Regions from separate parts of the Mus musculus genome. Here region 2 is linked to region 1. Evidence: chromatin contacts called from ENCODE POLR2A ChIA-PET data. All regions are on one chromosome and are shown on one strand. Each heading gives the region's core, a stretch centred on a gene start or an enhancer-like site at or near the end of the contact. The rest is flanking DNA. Distances are from core to core; before and after follow the strand shown. Region 1 overlaps Ccm2 (cerebral cavernous malformation 2). Region 2 holds the start of Snhg15 (small nucleolar RNA host gene 15).

Evidence for each region. ChIA-PET counts read pairs that join two places held with the same protein, here RNA polymerase II (POLR2A).
Region 2: POLR2A ChIA-PET joins it to region 1 with 19 read pairs in Patski. The contact joins the promoter of Snhg15 here to the enhancer-like site in region 1. POLR2A ChIA-PET finds 5 or more read pairs at or near these places in 4 of 5 experiments (Patski and embryonic stem cell).

The regions. Positions count from the first base shown.
Region 1 is chr11:6,567,001-6,572,935 of GRCm38, forward strand. It overlaps Ccm2 (cerebral cavernous malformation 2), which reads left to right. Exons shown (of 10, transcript NM_146014.3): 2 at 2,964-3,137. Among named protein-coding and RNA genes, the nearest start is that of Ccm2, 23 kb to the left of the region's middle. Within about 2 kb of position 2,579, at least 2 of the 3 ENCODE cell types and tissues checked have a DNase peak (open chromatin) inside an H3K27ac peak, as active enhancers do.
Region 2 is chr11:6,525,709-6,531,643 of GRCm38, forward strand. Snhg15 (small nucleolar RNA host gene 15) reads right to left here and starts at 3,052. Exons shown (of 4, transcript NR_045893.1): 1 at 2,840-3,052; 2 at 2,598-2,666; 3 at 647-729; 4 at 1-109. It overlaps LOC115487884 (a small nucleolar RNA gene), which reads right to left and starts at 2,457; the gene lies at 2,325-2,457.

The DNA of each region.
Region 1 (5,935 bases), core at 1,329-3,828:
TTTGAGTACTGTCTGGTCAGAGGTCCCACGGTGAAGAAATCACAATTGTCTTCATTGGGATTTACCTTGCCCAAATATGTTCCTAAATTTGGGGTCATTTCTAGCCTGCAGATGACTGTCAGGTTATCTGGTAAGTCTCAAGTGACCATTTCTCATTGTTGTCCCATATGAACCCCACTCTGAGACCCCCCCCTGTCACCTGCCCCATCCACCACTTGTCGAAACGCATCCTGGGGATGAAAGAAACGTTTGTGGGAGCTCCCAGAGAATGTGCTGGGAAGGCCTTCAACCTCAGCCTGTCCTCATGCTTCTCAGAGTGGGGACCTGGCAGGTAGGTCTCTTAGCTCTTCCGGAAGTGTCTCTTGTCCTTTCTGATGGTTGTCACCTTCGGATCTTGGTTCTCCTGACTTTTATAGTCTAGGCCTGGCCAGTGGTAAGTGGCAGTTGTTTATCTTTCTCAAGTATGTACTGTTATGAAAATCTAAATTTAAAAAAATGGAGAGGCAGCCAGGCATGGTGGTGCACGCCTTTAATCCCAGCACTTGGGAGACAGAGGGAGGCGGATTTCTGAGTTTGAGGACAGCCTGGTCTACAAAGTGAGTTCCAGGACAGCCAGGGCTATAAAGAGAAACCCTGTCTCGAAAAACCAAAAAAAAAAAAAAAAAAAGAGAGAGGCTAGGGATATAACACAGGTGGAGAAATAACTACCCAACGTGTACAAAGCTCTGAGTTCTGTTTGTTTGTTTGTTTGTTTGTTTGTTTGTTTTGTTTCTTTGAGACAGGCTTTCTCTGTGTAGCCCTGGCTGTCCTGGAACTCACTCTGTAGACCAGGCTGACCTCGAACTCAGAAATCCACCTGCCTCTGCCTCCTGAGTGCTGGGATTAAAGGCGTGTGCCACCACGCCAGCTAAGCTCTGGGTTCTATTCTTAGCACTGCAGAAAAACAAAACAAAACAGATGGTGTGCATGTTGGAATCCTAGCCGTAGTCCTTGGGACCAGGAGACAGGACTGACGCTCCGTCTCCTCAGCCACACAGTGGGTTTGAAGCTAGCCTGAGCTGTTGGAGACGTCTCAAAAAAGTAGCGGAAGTGCCTGTGCTCAACACTCAGCTACAGCTCTGGAGTTCCTGTCATCTTATCTCTCTCTCTTTTCCACACCAGCAGTGAGTGCAGGAAACTGCCCTGCATGTGTGAACACAAGCGTTTATGTGTGCGTGCATGCATGTGTGTGTGCGTATGTATGTGTGTACTGATCAAGATAGGACTACAGGGTCAATGACAGACCATTCTAGGTCACAGAGGCAGATGCCTGGTGATAGAATCAGCTCCCATGAGTGGAATATTTTAATATTTACAGGGCCGTGGGTCACAATCTTTTCCTACTTTGGATTCAGAGTCGGGTGGGTGGTCATGGGTCATTATCTAGTGTGAGTGGAAGACAGTCTGAGGCTTTGGTGCTGGGCTGTAAAGACAGCCGTTGAAGAGGAGATGGATTGTTGTGAGTAAAAACAGTAACGGAAATAACTGCTGACACCGTTTTCCATTATAATCAAATATAATCAGCTCAGCTCTCTGTAGCTATCGCATGGATTGTTCATGAGAACATGGAACATGCAACAATCATAGCTCATTTTAGAGACCATAGCTCAGCTCATATCCTTGTATGGGAAAGAATCAGGATAGCTCAGACCACCACAGAGGAGTTGAGCCTTGAGCCTGGCGGAAAGCCTGTGGGGAGAGCAGCAGGCATGACGGCTGGGCGTGCACAGCTCTAACACCGAGACTCATGCTGCTGTCTTGTCGGATGGGCCTCCTGGATCTGTGCCCATCTTAGTAGATCAATGGAATAAAACCAAGATAACAAGGACCAAGGATGTGAAGCTAAGGAGGCAGGGAAGCTGTCCACAGCAGGAGGGCACAGGCACAGGCACAGGAAAGGTGTCAGGGTAATTTTCTGAGGCTGGGTGAGTCTTATTTGATTGTTGGTTTCATGCCTGGTGCTGAGAGCTGAGCCTAAGAGTGAGGCTGGGAAGTAGCCACATGCGGCATCTCCTGGGAGCCTTGGCCATGTGAGTCTTGCCTGATAACTTATTCTCTCCGTTTTTTGTTTGTTACTAGCTTGGGGGGAGGGACGGTCAGAGCTGAGCCTGCTGTAGTTTCCCAGCTGCTGCCTGGCTGCCAGGAACATAGTGGGTGAGTGTAGGAGAGATGTCTCTTGCAGAGAGAAAACAGCTAGGGTATCATCTCCTCCTTTCATTGCTCGTGTCTTTGGCCTCTGAGCTGATGCTGTAGATGATGTATTTAAGTGTTTCTCTGAGTGACAAAGAATGGCTGGCAGCGCCATCTTTCCACAGAGTGGGGGATAGCTTCTGTTGCGGTTGTTTAGGAGGCACTAGGTTTGATTCCCCTCTCCCTGGCCCACAAGTTCATTTTGATTACAGGTCGAGTCTTCAAAGCCTCGGTACTAAGCTCACATCCAGCAGGGGTGAGGCTGTGAGGTTAGTGGCTGCCTTGGAGCCCTGCCTGAGGGAAGGGGCTGCATGAGAACCTGGGGCTCAGTTAGCGCCTGGGCTCCTTAGAGCTCATGTGGCCTTGGCTGCTGAGACAGAGGCCTTGTGGGTGGCAGCCCTCCCTGTCCCACTTGCACCTCAGAGCTGAGATGACATGGCTCACAGAGCTGGCAGGAGTTGGAACTCTGCTGTGTGGCTCTCTTCTGGGGGACTGTTCCCCAAATGACAGTGAGTTGCCTTCTGAGTGTGACAGCCACTTAACAGGCCTGTCTGTCCTTGTGCAGAGTCTGAGCTGGCTCCAGAGCCATGCCTCAGCCTCATGTTGGTCCTTTCTCATAGGCTGCTGTGCACAGTCCTATTTTCATGGCGACGGTGCTAACTCTGTTTGTTAGTGGTAGGTACAACACAAATGTGTGAATAATGAACTCCAATCATTGCCATTTCTGCCTGCAGCCTGGAATTGTGTCGCCATTTAAACGAGTATTCCTAAAAGGTGAAAAGAGTAGAGATAAGAAAGCCCATGAGAAGGTGACAGAGAGGCGCCCTCTGCACACTGTGGTGCTGGCGTTACCTGAGCGCGTCGAGCCAGACAGACTGCTGAGCGACTATATTGAGAAGGAGGTGAAGGTAAGTCACCATGGGCCACAGGGCACGCCTGCCAAACAGTTCATTGCCAGCTCTGCATAAATACATTAGCCTGTGTCCTACCCTCTGTCTTGCTTCTGGATGTATCTAATAATGAAAACTCCAAACCCAGTCCCAGTCCTTAGCTTTGGTTTCTGATCCTCTGTGTAGCAGAAGACTACTCTGTCTTGAAGGTCATGGATATTGTGTAAAACAGGGAAACCTCGTCTCCTCCGATTTGCAGACAGATGACAGCAGGCGCTTGTTCCAGGCCCTTGTTTAGGACTCCGATGCTCAGCCTAACGCTGGAGGCCTTATATCTCAGGCCTGCCTGTGCCCAAAAGACTACTCAAGCTGTGTTATGTCCCTGAAAGTAAGTTAATGAAATGATAGAAGCTGTGAGCTCAGAGAGGAGAGGAGAGGTGTTGGTCATAGAAGGCCACTGGAAAGAAGGAAGCGGTGAAGGTGAAGTAGCCTAGTTGGTGGCTCCAGCTGGGTCAGGCCCCTGCAGAGGACAGAGTCCAGTGACTCGGGGGGCTCCAGTGCTGACTAAATATGGATTTGTAGGCACCCTCCACATTGAGAGGAGGGCTTGGGATTTACTGACAGCTGGCATAGGAGTGGGTGGGAGAGCCCCAGCCTGAGCTTCCTGAGTCGGAGCCTGTTAGGGATGGTGTGAGTCCACAACCCCTTTTATGTCCAGGCTTCCGGAATGTCTTGGAAAACACAGACAGGTTACCGTCAAGTGGCGCTCTCCTTGATGCAGCTGAGAAATTCTGCACTGACCTCGGATTCCCGGCCATTCAGCTCGAATGGAACCTAGCGGATAGAAAGCCTGCCCAGCACACAGCTTCAGTCAGCTCTTTAGGGTCTCCTTTAAACACAGGCAGCAGAGCATAAGTGTGCATTTCCTGCAAACTTCTGACATTGAGCCCAAGACAGTAAACATGAATTTGAAAGCAGTGGCTCCAAAGTGAGGGCAGCAGTGGGCATTGTGCGTGCTGATAGTGGATCAAGTTCTGAGGAAAGTGTTGTTGGATAGCTTTGTTGCTGTGAACATGGGAGTGTGGGAACCTATGTGTGGATAGGTGTGCCAGCCAGTCACTCACTGGGGTAATCAGATGAATGACGGGCTCATCTGCTGTTGGCTGCTAGTGAGCTATTTTCAACTGATAAGAACAAACTGAAATTTTGGTTGTTAAAATTTTTTAAGTGAATGAATTGATTGGTTTTATACATATAGAATTTTTTTTTTTTTGAATTTTCAAGACAGGGTTTTGCTGTATATTCCTGGCTGCCCTGGAACTCACGCTGTAGACCAGGCTGGCCTTGAACTCAGAAATCCGCCTGCCTCTGCCACCCAAGTGCTGGGATTAAAGCGTGCACCACCACTGCCTGACCATATAGATGTTTTATTTACCTGTATGTCTATGTACCACATGCATCAATGCCCACAGAAGCCAGAGGAGGATGTGGGGTATGTGGGGTTCCCTGGGTCTGCTGCTGAGAAATGGAACCCAGGTCTTCTAGAAGACCTCAGCCATCTCTCTAGCTCTGGTTTGCTTTTCTAAGACAATATCTCACTATGTGTCTTAGGCTACCCTTAACTGAAGGTCTTCTATCCTCTGCCTCCCAAGAGATGGGATTGAGGGTGTGTGCACTACACCTGGTATATAAACTGTTTAGACAGGAGTACTCAAATGCTAAAAAGTATACCTCAGTAAATACATAGACCAGTAACATAGTTATATTGAGTACTTTTCTCTGCTTTGACAGACTAGCTGATAGAAACAACCCACAGGAGGCTTTCTTCTGGTTCCTGGAAAGGCATGGCATCAGGACTATGGGCAGCTGGTCCCAGGGTTCCCCCTCACAGCAGGAAGTAGCAGGGATGCATGGCGATGCGCTGCTGTGGGTATTATGACACATATACTTAAAAATAATAAAAATAACTTTAATGTGTCATAATTCCATAATTCCCACTTTAGTAGTCCAGTGTAGAAGCTCTCTCACAGGCATGCCTACAGGTTTGTCTCCTAGACTCTGTCAGGTTGACAGTATTAACATCAGTCATTTATTATGAGTGTTAAATATTATATATGTGCTATAGTTATTGTGTAGCTGTTAATGTATTCCGCCTTGTTTACATCATATCACTATGAATTGACCCATATGGGATGTTCACTGGGATGTTCAGATGGCCACAAAGTTCTTCAGCATTGGGAAAATGTGATGCCTTTGTGATCTTAGGGAACCTTTGTTATATTAGCTGTTGTAGGCCAAGCCATCACTAGGCAGCACATAGCTGCATATACTATTCTCAAAAAGACAAGAGGACATGCTGTTCATAATGAAATAACAAAGAGTCAAGATTTGTCTTCTTAATTTTATTTTTATTATTTTTAAGGATATGTATGTGTGTGTGTGTGTCTGTGTCTGTGTGTGTGTCTGTGTACTATCCAGTATAGTGCCTGCAGAGGTTAGAGATGTGTATGTATGTGGGCAGATGCTGGGAATGTAGGTCCTCCAAAAGAGTAGTCATTCAGGACCCTGTGAGAGACCCTGACTCAACCAGCAAGGTGGACAGCTCCTGAGAAACAACCACCTCAGGCCTCCACATATGCATATACACCACCTGTACACACACACACCACCTGTACACACACACACACACACCACCTGTACACACATACACCACCTGTACACACACACACACACACACACACACACACACACCACCTGTACACACATACACCACCTGTACACACACACACACACACACACACACACACACGCACACC
Region 2 (5,935 bases), core at 1,802-4,301, 41 kb before region 1:
CACCATGTGGTTGCTGGGAATTGAACTCAGGACCTCTGGAAGAGCAGTCAGTGCTTTTAACAGTTGAGTCATCTCTCTCTCTCCAGCTCTGGAGTCTCCATTTCTGCATCTGCAAAGATTAGAAACATCAAGTTACGCTGTGAAGAAGAGGCACCATCATGAGACTAAGGGTTGCTGTACATGGCCACTGCCATGAGGGGCAGTGGCATAGCCCAACTTGTGTTTGAGCCCCGACTGCACCCCCAGTGAGCCAATAGGCCCATTGGTCCCTTCTGTAGCAGCCCACTCCATCTAGAATCACGACTTCCTCATGGACACTATGCTGAAATCAAACCAGAGGCAAATGCCATCTACAAGAATCTAACCCAGGAGTCTAACCTTTCTGAGATTTAATCACATGACTTATAATATGGAAAGGTCACAGGTTTCTCATTGTCTTTAAATACACTTTAACCAGATGACTGAGTCATGGACAACTACTAAGTCAGACAGAAGTAGAGCCCGAGCTTCCTGGCACAGGCTGGTAATTCAAACTCTAGGGAGGTAGAAACATGAGTTAAGGAGTTCAAAGCCATCACTGGCTGCATAGCAACTTTGAGGCCAGCCTAATTCCTGATGTGACCTGAGTGTCTTCTTGCATCCTCACCTCTTTGGTGGAAGTTCCACGAAACAGCCTGATGGTCTCTGAAGTGCTATCAAGTCTCTTCTAGCTCCAGCACCTTAGGTTTCCTAGACCGAAGGAAGAGTCAGTGAGCCAAATGCATTAACACTAAGCTGGCAACTGTCCACGTACCATTTACCCCACAGCTTCCATACCAAGAACAGGACATTTCCCTTCAACACAACTCAGTCATGACTGGCACTCCAGAAAAGAACACAGGCTGTAGGACTAGAGATGCCTGCTATCAAAGGAGAAAACCAATTCCTGCAAGCTGTTCTCTGACCTTGATGTTCTATGCCATCCATTGGCCCATACCTACCCATGGACACGCACACAAAAGAAGTACAATTAAAGGTTTGAGTTAAGGGGCTGGAGATAGATAGCTCAGCAGTTATCACTGACTGCTCTTCTAGAAGTCCTGAACTCAGCAACCACGTGGTGGCTCAGAACCATCTGTAATGGGATCTGATGCCCTCTTCTGGTGTGTCTGAAGTCAGTGACAGTGCACTCACATATGTGACATTGAAAGAACTCAGTGGGGAAACCCCCACTCAGCTCCCGATTCGGCGTGCACCCAAGAATCACGAATAGAACACAACACCTTGATGTAACAACAAGAGGTTTTTTTAATGGCGGAGCTCCGGGTCGAAACGTATCTCACATAACAGGAGACAGTGGATTCGACCACGAGGCTTGGAAGCTAGGGGTTTTTATAGAAAAGGAGTGGGGCTGGGGGAGGAATTGGCGCGGTTTCACATCAGCAGCCTGTAACATTTAACTTAGGTCAGAGGGGTGGGAGCTAGGGAGGCGATGGGCTTGCCCGGGCATGTCCTGGTCTGTTCTGCTATGTTCTCAGCCCCAGGTTTCAAAGCTCAGAAACAACTCTTTGGGCTATTTAACATACATTACATGAATTACAGTTTTATTCCCTTTCAACATAAAGATTTGAAATGAGGGCCTGGTGTGGTAACACACACCCTTAATCCCAGTACCTGGGATTCCTTCCTTTTGCCGGGAGGCTTTCCTTAGGTATTGGCACAGCAGCCAGATTTCTACCATCTGCAGGCTCTCTGCCTTTTAAGAACCAGGCCTAAGGCCCGGTGTGGTGGCACACGTCTTTAATCCCAGCACTCGGGAGGTAGAGGCAGATGGATTTCTGAGTTCCAGGCCAGCCTGGTCTACAAAGTGAGTTCCAGGACAGCCAGGGCTACACAGAGAAACCTTGTCTCGAGAAAAGAAAAAAAAAAAAAGAAAAATAAGGCCTAGAGCCCAAATGGAACCAAAACCACGTGTCACCACACCTGGGGTTTTACTTCAACACCGGAGACCCAACTCTGGTACTCCTGCTGTATTTTGTAACTGTTTTAAGGATTTACTACTTTGTACTAACTCTGGAGCACAGAAAAATATTCAGCTGGGTGTAGCCTTACACACCTTTAATCCCAGCACTCAGGAGGCAGAGGTGAGTGGATCTGTTTTGAGTTCCAGGACAGCAAGAACTACAGAGAAACCTTGCCTCAAAACAAAACCAACAAGAAATGACTTATTTGCCTCTGCACCATGTGCAGAACTATCCCACACAGTTAAACAAAACAAAAAACCCAAAGTGCAGCATTGCAAATCTTACCGGCTTGTAATTTATCCACGTGGCAGGTGTCTGCCATATTGTCTGAAATTTCTATAACCTTGCTCTGGAGAGGGCAGGGCAAGGCCTCAAACCACTTCAAAATTGTTCTGGCAAGCACTGTAGGAATGCACAGGGTCACTGCAGACCCAAGCACGCTGGAGGCTTGCTAAGTATATCACTCCAATCCTGCACGACCCATACTGCAGTCTCCCAGTCCCCAGAAGTCTAGGGGAGAGAATTAGTCCTGAAAATGAATTCAAGATACGGAGTTTGGCTTCACCGGCCACCGAGCTTCCACAACTGACTTACCAGGACATGTCCCAAAGCTCGGTCATCCCTTCCACGCTGTAGGGCCACCCACAGGGCCTCGATGTCCACCTAGGAGGGGAGAAAAGACAGATTCAGCGCAGCCAGTGCGTATCACCCAGTTCTAGCCCCTCCGAACGTTCTCTCGTAAAAGGAAAAAAAAATCTCTTGAGGGAAGACTCTGCTTGCTTGGGCGGAACTAGCTGGGGTTGGAAAGGAATCCCCCAGAAACAGGCCTAACTCACCCGGTGGCACGTGTCTCCCCAGGGCAAACGTCCCTGCTCCACCGCAGGCTGATCTCCTGCCACCGAGCTCAGCCATCTCTACCTGGACTCGGAATAGCCCTGCACGGCGCCTGTGCCCTGATGACGGAAGATAAGGTGAGGGCCGCAGCACATGCTAGGAAGGACCCGCCAGCCATGGCTGCCAGCTGAGGACGCTCACGTGTGCTTAAAGTTACGGTCACAGCAGCGAGCCGCGCACGCGTAACGTCACCACGCAGCCCCGCCCAAAGCCGCGTGCGCGGGCTCCAAGACACTGACGTCAGCGCCCCTGGGGCGTGGCCTCGAGCGCGGGTTTAACCCGCTCCCCCAGCTGGCCGGTCCTGGTAGTGGCGGTTGATCGAATGCGGACCTCAGACTCAGGGATTGCCTTCTGCATCCTATCCTTTTAGTAATCCGGGTGCCAAAGCTGGGGCCTGGAACCGGAGGTAGCCCTGGCTGAGAAACACGTGGACGCTGGGCCCTGGGATGGACCAACACAACAACAACCAACAACAAAGTGATGTGAATGGACCAGAAAGTGAGAGGGGGCAGGAAAGAAAACCTCGGTCAGCATTTTTATTTTCTTTATTTTTTGTTTGTTTTGTTTTTCGAGACAAGTTTCTCAGTGAAGGCCTGGCTGTCCAGGAACTCTGTAGAACAGGCTGGCCTCGAACTCAGATCCACCTGCTTCTGCCTCCACAGTGTTAAGATTAAAGGCGTGGGACACCACTGCCCATCTTTTCCTTTCTTTTAAAAACATATGTCTGCCCTTTCTTCACCTTCCAACATGGACTTCTTCACGAATTTGCTGCAGAAACAAGCACCACAAGAAGCACGAGTCTTTGTAATAGTTAACAAAGCTTATGGCCACACTCAGATCAGAAGTCACCGGAGAACCATTCCCAAGCCCAGGGCCTTGAGCTTGCAAATGCTCTACTGTCACATCCTCAGCCCTTTCTTGAATTTTTCTTTCTCTCTTTTATTCCCCCCTCTTTTTAGAGGTTGGGTGGCTTAGTTCTCATTAAATTTCTAGTGACACAAACCACAGGCTCATAACTGAAAAGGAGCTAAGACTTTATTTTTGGCCCAGGAAGGTAGATCGGCAGCGAAAGGCTCTTGCCACTAAGCCTAAATTTGAATCTCAGAAACTATAAGGTGGAAGGAAAGGGGACTTCATCAAATTGTTTGCCCACTCCACTTGTAGGCTGTGTGTATGTGCATGCTTACGTGTCACACATACAAACACACACAAATGTAACAATAAAAATTACAAAGAGTTTATAATTGGTGCTGTAGAGATGGCTCAGTAGTTAAAAGCACTTGCCACTCTTACACAGAGCCCAGATTCAATTCCCAGCGTCCACATGGTGATGACAACTATCCTTAACTGCAGTTCCAGGGATCTGCACATTCAAGTAGCTGGGATTACAATCCGGGCTCACCAGGCCCAGCTGGGAGTCATCTTTTCTGAATGTAGTTGTCAGAGGACTTGAGGCTCCAACTTTCAATGCTTTAATGACAAGAGTTTGTTCCTTGACTCCAAATTGCAAAACCTGCCTGTTTGGGGCCAACACGATGGCTCACTGGGTAAAGAAAGGCACTTGACACAGAGCCTGATGACCTGAGTTTGACCCCTGGCACACTTGTGGTAGGAGAGGAGCAAGTCCCACAAGTTGTTCTTTGAACTCCGTGCATGTGCACGCATTAAATAACTATAATTAAAAAAATTAGGGGCTGGTGAGATGGCTCAGCGGGTAAGAGCACCCGACTGCTCTTCCGAAGGTTCGAAGTTCAAATCCCAGCAACCACATGGTGGCTCACAACCACCCATAATGAGATCTGACTCCTTCTTCTGGAGTGTCTGAAGACAGCTACAGTGTACTTACATATAATAAATAAATCTTTAAAAAAAAAAAAAACTTTAAAAAAAATTAGGGGCTGGTGAGATGGCTCAGTGGGTAAGAGCACCCGACTGCTCTTCCGAAGGTTCGAAGTTCAAATCCCAGCAACCACATGGTGGCTTACAACCACCCATAATGAGATCTGACTCCTTCTTCTGGAGTGTCTGAAGACAGCTACAGTGTACTTACATATAATAAATAAATAAATAAATCTTTAAAAAAAATTAATCCCTACTTGTGTTATTAAATTTTTAAAAACATATTTTATGTGTATATGTCTTAGGGTTTCTATCCCTGTCATAAAACACCATGACCAAAGCCAACGTGGGGAGGGACAGGCTTATTTCACTTACAGTTTCATATGACAGTTCATTATCAAAAGCAGCAAGGACAGGAACTCAAGCAGGTCCCGGACCTGGGGGGCAGAGCTGACCCAAGGGCTATGGAGGGGTACAGCTGACTGCCTTGCTCATCGAGGCATGCTCAGCTTGCTTTCTTACAAAAAGCAGGCTTATAGGACCACCAGTCTAGGGATGGCCCCACCCACAGTGGGATGGACACTTCCCCCATCAATCATTCATTAAGAAAATGCCCTACAGCCAGAGCCAGATTTTTTTTTTTTTTTTTTTTTTGAGACAGGGTTTCTCTGTATAGCTCTGGCTGTCCTGGAACTCACTTTGTAGACCGGGCTGGCCTTGAACTCAGAAATCTGCCTGCCTCTGCCTCCCAAGTGCTGAGATTAAAGGCGTGAGCCACCACGCCCGGCTCTACAGCCAGATCTTATGGTGACATTTTCTCAATTTAGATTCCCTCCTTTCAAATAACTCTGGCTTGTGTCAGAGTTAAATCACAGTATGGGTGTTTTGCCTGCATGTATGTCTGTGTGTGTGTGTGTGCATGTGTGTGTTTGTGCATGTATGTCTGTGTATGTGTGAGGTGTGTGTGTGAGTGTGTGTGTGGTGTATGTGTGTGAGTGTGTGGTGGTGTGTGTGTGTATGTGAGTGTGTGTTGGGAGCCGCCCCCACATTCGCCGTCACAAGATGGCGCTGACATCCTGTGTTCTAAGTGGTAAACAAATAATCTGCGCATGAGCCAAGGGTATTTTATGACTACTTGTACTCTACCTTTCCCGTGAACGTCAGCTCGGCCATGGGCTGCAGCCAATCAGGGAGTGATG